2 separate regions of the Homo sapiens genome follow, and region 2 is linked to region 1. A link is a loop called in an ENCODE intact Hi-C map of the cell type or tissue named here. Cell type or tissue: tibial artery. All regions are shown on one strand.

Region 1 (5,000 bases):
AATGTAAACATAGTTAAGTTCACATGTCGTGGATATTTGACAGGGGATTAGGTATTGCAGAAGGGAGAAATAGAGGCAGATATAGACTTAAAAAAGAAGACAGCAGATGCATAGAATTGGAGACCAGATAATTAGAAATGCCTCAAGGAAAAATGACCACTTTCCCCATTTTTCCTACTCCTGCTTACCTGGTTTCCAGCATCTCTTTGATCCAGTTTCCCTGAGTTGTTAGCTACTTCTGCCAAGCCCAAAGAGCTATAGGCCTCTGTGAGCCCATCCTGTCCCTCATAGGCTGGGCAATGATTCATTCCCATCGGTTTCAACATACCTTGGGGTACTTACTTCTTTCCTTGGGAAGACTTGTTTCTCCTTCATCTATTTCTGATGAGCCTGTGATAACTGAATTTGGCCTAATCTTTCAAATCTGTGTATATAATTCATGTGGGACAATGAATAAGAAAAAATATCACATTTTCTTCTTATAAGATTTTAAAAAATCATTGATACACACTTTTGGCCATTATATTTGACAAAATTGCTAAAGATATATTTAACCAAAAACACTCTTATAGCATATGAAATAGTATATTTGATTTATGTATTAACATCATTAGCACTTTCAATTGATCATGAGGTCCTGTATGAAATGGCTATGTATTACATAAACTTGTGTTTTTAGGGTCTAGCATAAGGCCTGGAATAAAGGAGGCACTGAATATAGTTTTTAAGTTAATGAAGTTACAGAAACACGAATACCACATGATCTCACTTGTGGAATGTATGTAGGTGGAATCTAAAAAGTTGAACTCATAGAAGCATAGAGTAAAATGGAAGTTACCAGGGGCTGGGGGTTGGGGTGTGAATGGGATTGGGGAGATGCTGGACAAAGGATACAAAATTTCTGTTAGAAGAAATTAACCCAAGAGCTCTATTGTACAATATGGTGACTATAATTAATGACAATATATTTCATATTTGAAAATTGAGAAAGAGTAGATTTTAAGTGTTCTCACCAAAAAAAGGAAAGTATCTGAGATAATGCATATGTTAATTAGGTCAATCTAGCCATTCCACAATGTATGCATATTTCAAAATATTATGTTAAAACTGACATTACAGAAATACAAGAGATCATCAGAGATTACTATGAACTATACACTAATAAAATGGAAAACCTATGGGAAATGGATAAGTTCCTAGACACATAAAACCTACCAAGACTGAATCAGAAAGAAATAGAAAACCTGAACAGACTAATATCAAGTAATGCTATTGAATCAATAATAAAGTCTCCTAGAAAGAAAAGCACAAGACCTGACACCTTCACTTCCAAATTCTATCAAACTTATAAAGAAGAACTAATACCAATTCTCCTCAAACTATTCTGACAAATAGAAGAGAAGGAAATTATTTCTAACTCATTCTATGAAGCCAGCATTACTCTGATACTAAAACCAGACAAGGACAAAAATAAAAAAAGGAAACATTGGGCCAATATTTCTGATGAACATAGTCACAAAAGTCTTCAACAAAATACTAACAAACTGAATCCAACAGCACATCAAAAAGATAATATACTATGATCATGTGGTAGTCATCCCAGGGATGCAAGGATGGGTCAACATATGCAAATGAATAAACATGATACATCACATCAACAGAATAAAGAACAAAATCATATGATTATCTCAATAGATGCAGAAAAGGCGTTTAATAAAATCAACATCTATTGATGATAAAACCTTTCAACAAACTAGGCAGAAAAGAAACATACATCAACATAATCAAGGCCATATATGACAAACCCACAGCTGACATCAAAGTGAATGAGATAAAGCTGAAAGCCTTTCCTCTAAGAACTGGAACTAGACAAGAATGACAACTTTCACCACTCCTATTCAACATAGTACTGGGAGTCCTAATTGGTGCAATCAGGCAAGTGAAAGAAATAAAAGGCATCCAAATTTGAAAACAGAAGTTAAATTGTCCCCTTTTACAGATGACACCATTTTATATTTAGAGAAGCTTAAAGAGCCCACCAAAAAACTTTTAGATTTTATAAACAAGTTCAGTAAAGTTGAAGGATACAAAATTCACAAACAAAAATGATAGCATTTCTATACACTAATAATGAGGTAACTGAGAAATAAATTTAAAAAGGGAATCCCATTTACAATAGTTACAAAAACATTTAAAATACCTAGGAATAAATTTAACCAAGGAAATGAAAGATCTCTGCAAGGAAAACTGCAAAACACTGATGAAGGAAATTGAAGAGGACACAACAAATGGAAAGACATCCCATGCTCATGGATTGAAAGAGTTAATATTGTTCAAATGACCTTACAACCTAACACAATTTACACATTCAATGCAATCCGTATAAAAATACCAATAATATTTTTCACAGAAATAGAAAAAACAATTCTAAACGTTTCACGCAACCAAAAAAGAGCTCAAATAGCTAAAGCAATCCTGAGTAAAAAGAACAAAGCTAGAGGCATCACACTATCTTACTTCAAAATATGTTACAAGCCTATAGTAACTAAAATAACATGGTATTGGGATAAAAACAGACACAAAAACTGATGGAACAGAATAGAAGACACAGAAATAAACCCATAAATTTACAGCCAAATGATTTTTTACAAAGGCACCATGAACATACATCAGGGAAAAGACACCCTCTTCAATAAATGGTGCTGGGAATACTGGATATGGATGTGCAGAAGAATGAAACTAGACTCTTATTTATCACCATATACAAAAACCAACTCAAGATGAATTAAAAACTTAAGTATAAGACCTGAAACTATAAAATGATCACAAGAGAACATAGGGAACATATTCCACCTGGTTTAGGCAAAGATTTTTTGACTAAGACCCCAAAAGCATAGGGAACAAAAACAAAAATAGCCAAACAAAAATAGCCAAACTAAAAAGCTTCTGAAAAGCAAAGAAAACAGAGTGAAGAGACAACGTTTTGAATGGGAGAAAATAATTGCAAACTATTCATCTAACAGGGGACTATTATCCACAGTATAAAAGAAACTCAAACAACTTAACAGCAAAACAAAACAAAACAAAACAAAAATCCCATTAAAAATTAGGCAAAAAATCAAAGTAGATATTTCTACAAAGACGACACACAAATGACCAACGTGTATATGAAAGAGTGTTCAACAATACTAATCATCAGGTAAATGCAAATCAAAACCACAGTGGGATATCATCTTATCCCAATTAGGATGTCTAATATTAAAAAAAAAAACAAAAAATTACAGCTGCTGGAGAGGATGTAAAGGAAAGGGAATTCTTATACACTGTTGATGGGAATGTAAATTAGTACAGCCACTATGGAAAACAGTACAGGTTCCTCAAGAAAAACTAAAGAGAACTACCATATGGTCTAGCAATTTCACTACTGGATGTTTATCCAAAGGAAAGGAAATCAGTATATCCAAGGAATGCGTTACCCCCAGGTTTATTGCAGCACTACTGACAATAACAAAGATATGGAATGAAACTAAGCATTCATTAATGGGTGAATGAATAAAGAAAATGTGGTACATTTACACAGTAGAATATTATTCACCTGTAAAAATGCATTAAATCATGTTGTTTGCAGCAACATGGATGGAATTAGAGGTCATTACATTAAAAAATAACACAGACACAGAACGACAAATATCACATGTACTCACTTATGTGGGAGCTTAAAAAGTTGATCTCCTGGAGGTAAAGAGTGAGAATGATGGTTACTAGAGGCTGGGAAGGATGTGGGTGTGTGTTGGGGTGGAAATAAAGAGAGGCTGGCTAATGGGTGCAAAAATACAGTTACACAGAAAGAATAGGTTCTAACGCTTGATGTTAGAGTAGGACGACTACAGTTAACAACAACGTATTGTAAATTTCAAAATAGACATAAGTGAGGACTTGAAATGCTTTCAACACATAGAAATAATAGATACTTAAGAAGATGCACATCCTAAATACCCAGGTTTAATCATTACAGATTCTATGTATGTAACAAACTATCACATGTATCCCACAAATTTGTGCAAAGATTATGTATCAATAAAAAACTTATGATGAATTGTTTATTTCTGGAATTTTCCATTGAATATTTTCAGATCAGGGTTTAACACAGATAACTGAAACTGCAGAAAGCAAAAACTGTGATAAAGAAGGAGGACAACTTTAGTTAACAAGTCATCCTACTGTACAGTGACACTACTGTATTTTGTTTTGATTTGTGAAATGTGAGTATATCAGCTAGTTAAATAATAATAAATAAATACAAAAAAATCAGTTGTACACCATAAAGATATATAATTTATATTTCTCTGTTTAAAAATATATTAGTTGTTTGTCATTAAATTAATGAAAATGTTTACTCAGAAGCTACATTCATTCATCTGCTTATTCGACAAATATTTGTTAAATCCTTACTGTGAGTCAGACACTAAGGGTATCAGAATGCATCATAAAACAATACAGAAGAAGGCCTCCAGGTCCCCCTGCATCCTACATTCTGGCTACAGATATAGCAAGGTGTCTCTTTTGAAAAACAAATTAGAAATATACATATATTTGGGAGAAATCAAGACATTAAAATGGTTGATGTCATGAGAACAGATTAACTTCTGGAAAGAGAGAGTATATAAAGGAAAAAGAAGAACCAATACATTAGTACTGCCCACAGTAAAGGACTGGGTCTTTTTCTAATGTTTTCCCAGATGCCTCAGTAAAAGTGGTTACTCTGATAATAATTGTTAATAAGTAACAGATATTTCCAAAGGATATATACAATTAGATTTGAAACAACAAACAATAATGTTTGATTCTAGAGTACAGTATTAAGATAATTTTTTAAAGCAAGCAAGCTAAACTGACTTGAAATAAAATTCTATTTTATTTTTTATTCTGTTTTCTCAGTTTTCTTTTGTTTCTTCCTTAAACATTTTTATTGTGAAATATAACATGCATATAGGAATGTG
Region 2 (5,000 bases), 940 kb before region 1:
GAGGTAAAGACATGCATTAGAATCTGTCATCTCTGGGCTGCTTGAGCTTGAGGAAATCATTTAATTTCTCTATTTTGAGTTTTGAATTAGTTGCTTTCTAAAGACCACTCAAGCTATCAATTAAATAAAATAAATATACACACACAATTTTATATGTATGGTTTACATACGGTTTTAAGTAAAATTGTCTTTCTTCTTACTCTACGAAGGTGTTTACTGTAGAAAATTTGGTTATAACAGACATAAGCAAAATAAGTTTTAAGCACAATTGCATCATTTTAAATAATGATTGCATATTTATATCATATTTCTGCACCACACACATACATATGTGTTTTAAAAACATGATCATACTCTACTATTTTGACTTGCCTGTTTGAATTTTTAAATCATTTAAAACTTTCTATAATTTTGTAGAATATAATTTTTATAATGTCAGCTTATTCTTCCATGTAGATTTAACCAGTACTGACACCATATTAATTTAACCTGTTAATTATCTATTGATTATCATGAGGCAGATAGGTGGAAATAGTTTGCCCATCACACTTCTCAGTCTGCAATGTAACTCTTATCTCCAACCACAAGATTCCAGATGTTCTTGAGTTTAGCTACACTCTAAGACCCTTTCAGGAAAACAAAATAGAGGCTTAGCATTTATGTATTTTTCATTACCTTTCACTTAATACAAGAAGAGTGTGATCTCTCCTACTCCAGTAACTGAATAAGTTACTCTAACCATTGCTATATACCCATGGTTCTATTCTCCCAGTTATTAAATGCACATTTGAAGAGAGCAATTTTGTTCCATAGATTTGATATTCCAAGAACAATGCAGATTGTAATAATAATCATCATCTCAATAATTCATAAAATCAAAGTCCATGAATTTAACAAATAGAGTAAATTAGATCTTTTGGAAAATCTACCTATCCTGGGGATGGGGGGAAATTCAGGAGCCACCCCCATGTCCATATTATTGGACTTTGTATACATAGTCATGCTTGAATTAATACATTTGGGAAGACATATGGCCCAAGATAAATTAATCAAATGTTTTCCCAAGCAACTTGGTATTTAGAATACAGTGAAATTGAGTTACATCAAATGCAGTGCTTTGGAGCCTCCGACTTTTAAATTTTTTACTGAGACCACAGTAAGAAATATGTAACACAACAGACTTAGTATACAGAAATACATTCAGAAAAAAATTAATGTTTTACAAGTCAATAATTACCCTGGGAATTATAGCTTTGTAGTTTCTATTGCATACTATTATTTTAGGTGTTGCTCATAGTCCACTAAAGAGAATTCAGGAACCAATAATGGGACATGACCAACAATATTACTTTGGTAAAATCTTCATGAATTGTTGCCAGAACCCTGTTTATTTCTGGCTTCTTTGCTTCTCAAATCTCTCTTATTCAACTCTTCCTTTAATCTGTAAAATATTCTAGTGTATTTCCAATAAATGTCACCTTTAATTTATGACAATCATGTTCTGTTTAATTTATGACAGTCATGTTCTGCTTTTCCTGCTCACAAATTAGGTAATCTTAACTAATCTCAATTATTCTAAGACTCTGCTTAATTTTCCTAAAGTTCCTCTTTCTTTGGAATCTACCTAATGTATCTATAAGTCTGGAAATTCGGCTAATGTAAAGGGGGATAATAATATTTCCTCATTCTGAAGACTGACAGTTGCTGTATCACATTAGAAGTTATTAGGGGCACAGGAATGCTTGTATCCTTAGTTTCCACTTTGTTGCAGAGTTTCAGACTGAAAAAAGACACAGTTAGAAATTTATATATTTCATTCTATTAACAACTAGGTTTAAGATGTTAAGCTGACTCTGTACTCTGAGATATGGAAGTTTAAGGGTTAAACTTCATAGGGGAGCAAAATCTCTTTGGACCCAAGTGCTCTTGTTCATGCCAATATTATTTTATAAATTTGTTCATTTATTTTACAAATATGCATTAAATGTTCATGATTAGAAATCTGAAAATGTTATAAATATGGCATAAGACAACTTATGTAAATGTATACTAAAAATTAATTTTACCATTTGTATAGAAGTACATATGGACTGACTGAGGATGTACATACAAAAAGAATATTAGGGATTGAGGGAAGAAGTTGAGGAGATGGGAATTTAGGGCTTACTTTTCTGTTATACAATTATTGTTTTCTAAAACTGAAGGAAAAATAAACTTGTTTTAAATAACAATTCTGATTTATCTAATTGATCTTCTCTCCTAAAGGTTCAATCTGTCCCTTCAGATTTGGTCTTCAATTTAAGATGGATCAGTGAGAGTTAGTATCATGTTCTAAGATCATTCACATTAAGCAATTTTTCTTTAGCAACTTGTAGAATTCTTATCAAAAATCAATAGAGATTAGACTGGTCGTGATGTAACACCTGTAACCCCAGCACTTTGGGAAACCAAGGCAGGCAGATCACCTGAGGTCAGGAGTTCAAGACCAGCCTGGCCAACATGGTGAAACCCCATCTCTACTAAAAATACAAAAATTAGCCAGATGTGGTGGCGGGCATCTGTAATCCCAGCTACTCGAGAGGCTGAGACAGGGAGAATTGTTTGAACCTGAGAGGCAGAGGTTGTAGTGAGCAGAGATTATGCCACTGTACTCCAGCGTGGGAGACAGAAGGGGACTCAGTCTCAATAGTAACAATAATAATAATTAATAGAGCTTAGACTGTATCAACATGAAGTCAGACAGATCATGTGAGACCCCAAATCCTTATTGAATTTTCTCAATATTCCATCTTGTGCTCCATATGCAAAAGTTGTTGTCAGGGAAATAAAAACTTCTCTGTTTTGCTCAAGGGATAGAATCATAATTTCTGAGGCAATAAAATAGTTCATTAAAATAAGAATATTGTTTTTATGCAGGATAGTCACATGAAGTTGTATTCTACTAGCAATGGATATACACAACTGAATAAGGATAGTATCGAATTAAACTCATTTTGGGGCCATCTTAAGTACAATTTCTCATTTTGTGAGAAGTCATCCTCTAGATCGTCAAAAGCAAAACAGACTATAGACTAGAGTGCTACATATAGGTCAATCTGAAAAGGTGGAAGAGAAGTGAAAAGCAATTCTTGTGCTCTAGTCAGTAGTGTGTTTATCTTTGACAGCCATTACGTGTCAAAAATTACTGACCCTTACTTAATGATATCTCTATTGTTTTGGGAAGCCTAAGCAGTGGTAATAAATAGGCCCAATAGGTATCATGAATCCTACATCATCGATGATCATTCTTGCTTGCTTCACCACACAGGCACGTGTTCCCAATTTGCAGCAATTCTTTGCAGCTATTCCGGTGTCCATGCTTCTTGCTTTTTGTAACCCTACTATTTCTATAATCCCTATAATCTGCACTCATTCATAGGGGAGGAAAGAAGACACAGACGGGGCAAGGCCACTTTTTGAACGCCTCAGCCTAGAAATGCGCTATGCCACTCATTCTCACATTCTTTCTTCTAGAAATGGCCACACCTAACAGCAAGGGAGGAAGGAACACATAGTCTGGTATGTCCAGGATGAAGAGAACATAAATTTAAATAAACAGTTTGCAGTCTCCATCACATTATTCGGAGATTAAAAATATTTTTCTCAAGTAAAGATCTTTCTTAGAGATTAGCTTTGAAAATAAAGATGGTACAATATCCTAAATTTATTTGCTGCAAGATAATTTTACAATGTGGCCACATCTGATCAGGCTTAATAACCAAGAATTAAACATATGATTGTGAAACCTTTATCTAGGGCTTCCAATTTCATTTAGTGGGAATTGATAAGTCTTTACTACTCTTATTTGTTCAAAGAAGAAACCATTATATTATTAGTGTTCAATGTAACATATACCTATTCTTGGCTAAGGTAAAGAAAATACAAGTTATGTTTGCTATTAAGAAGACTAGAATGTATTGACTTATTACTGTTTAATATTACTGTTTAATTAAATGGTAAAATATTGCCACAATAAAGAGAAAAATTTGCCATATATCTATAATGCAAGAAGTATATATATATATATATATGTATATATACACATATATATATACATACATATATAGAGAGAGAGAAGGAGAGAGAGAGAGAGAGACCAATAGAGATGTTCAGAGGTGAAAATAATTTTGCATTTCATTTTTCAATATTTGAAATCTCTTTCCACTTCTTTTATAATGTGCTTCATATACCAAAATATATTTTGTAATTTATGAGTGGAACTTCCCTCGTCTAAATATCAGCTTAAGAACATTTTTTTCTCTAAAAAATATGTGATTGAAAAAAGAGAACTGCAAAGGATATTTCAAATAAAATGTTTAATTAAAAAAACCACAACAGATATTATGGACATTTAAAGTTTGAGGCTTCATGCTGTATTCCATTTGGTTCAGAGTATAGTTTTCATGATTTATTGACAGCTGCTTTAGATGGTTCTTTATTTTCAACTCATCCCAACCCTGGTCAAACAATACAGCCCTCCTGCTTTTTTCAATATTTTCCTAATATCTCAGCTCATTTAATTCTATTGATCCACTGAAGAGTATAATGGCACTGAAACTGGGATTAATAGCACCTCCCTTTTCCAGTGCTAAGAGCTTTCCTATTGAGTCTGTGGACCATCACATGAAATCACAAATGTAGACAAAAAAGTAGAGTGACCTTTACCGGCCACTATTGTACTGAAAAATTCAGTAAACCTTAGAACATCATTTTCAATTTTATGGCACTGTTTTCTTAAATAATAAGAGAAAAGGGGAAAAAGGAAAAACTGACCCCTGTTCAGCATTTACTTAAGCAGAATTGGCATTAATAGAGTATTCTGTCAAAAATTCAAGCTCAAGAAAATGTATGGCTTTGTCCACAGCAGCAGCTATCTTAGCAGATTGCACTGTCACTGCTTCACACAAAGCGCATTGCAACACCATTAGTGGACATAAATAATGCACAAGCTCTTATGCAGT

The links. Peaks named below come from ENCODE experiments on the same cell type or tissue, not always from the same donor. Only the 100,000 strongest peaks of a DNase experiment are listed, where the experiment ranks them.
Region 2: it touches region 1 in a loop (11-fold over the local background); 8 of 110 quality-filtered maps call a loop at or near these places.

Annotation. Positions count from the first base shown.
Region 1 is chr13:71,895,613-71,900,612 of GRCh38, forward strand. No RefSeq gene overlaps it. Among named protein-coding and RNA genes, the nearest start is that of DACH1, 31 kb to the left of the region's middle. In tibial artery, no CTCF peak of the experiment used is centred here; no DNase peak of the experiment used is centred here.
Region 2 is chr13:70,954,589-70,959,588 of GRCh38, forward strand. No RefSeq gene overlaps it. Among named protein-coding and RNA genes, the nearest start is that of LINC00348, 58 kb to the right of the region's middle. RefSeq lists an enhancer at 4,317-5,000. In tibial artery, no CTCF peak of the experiment used is centred here; no DNase peak of the experiment used is centred here.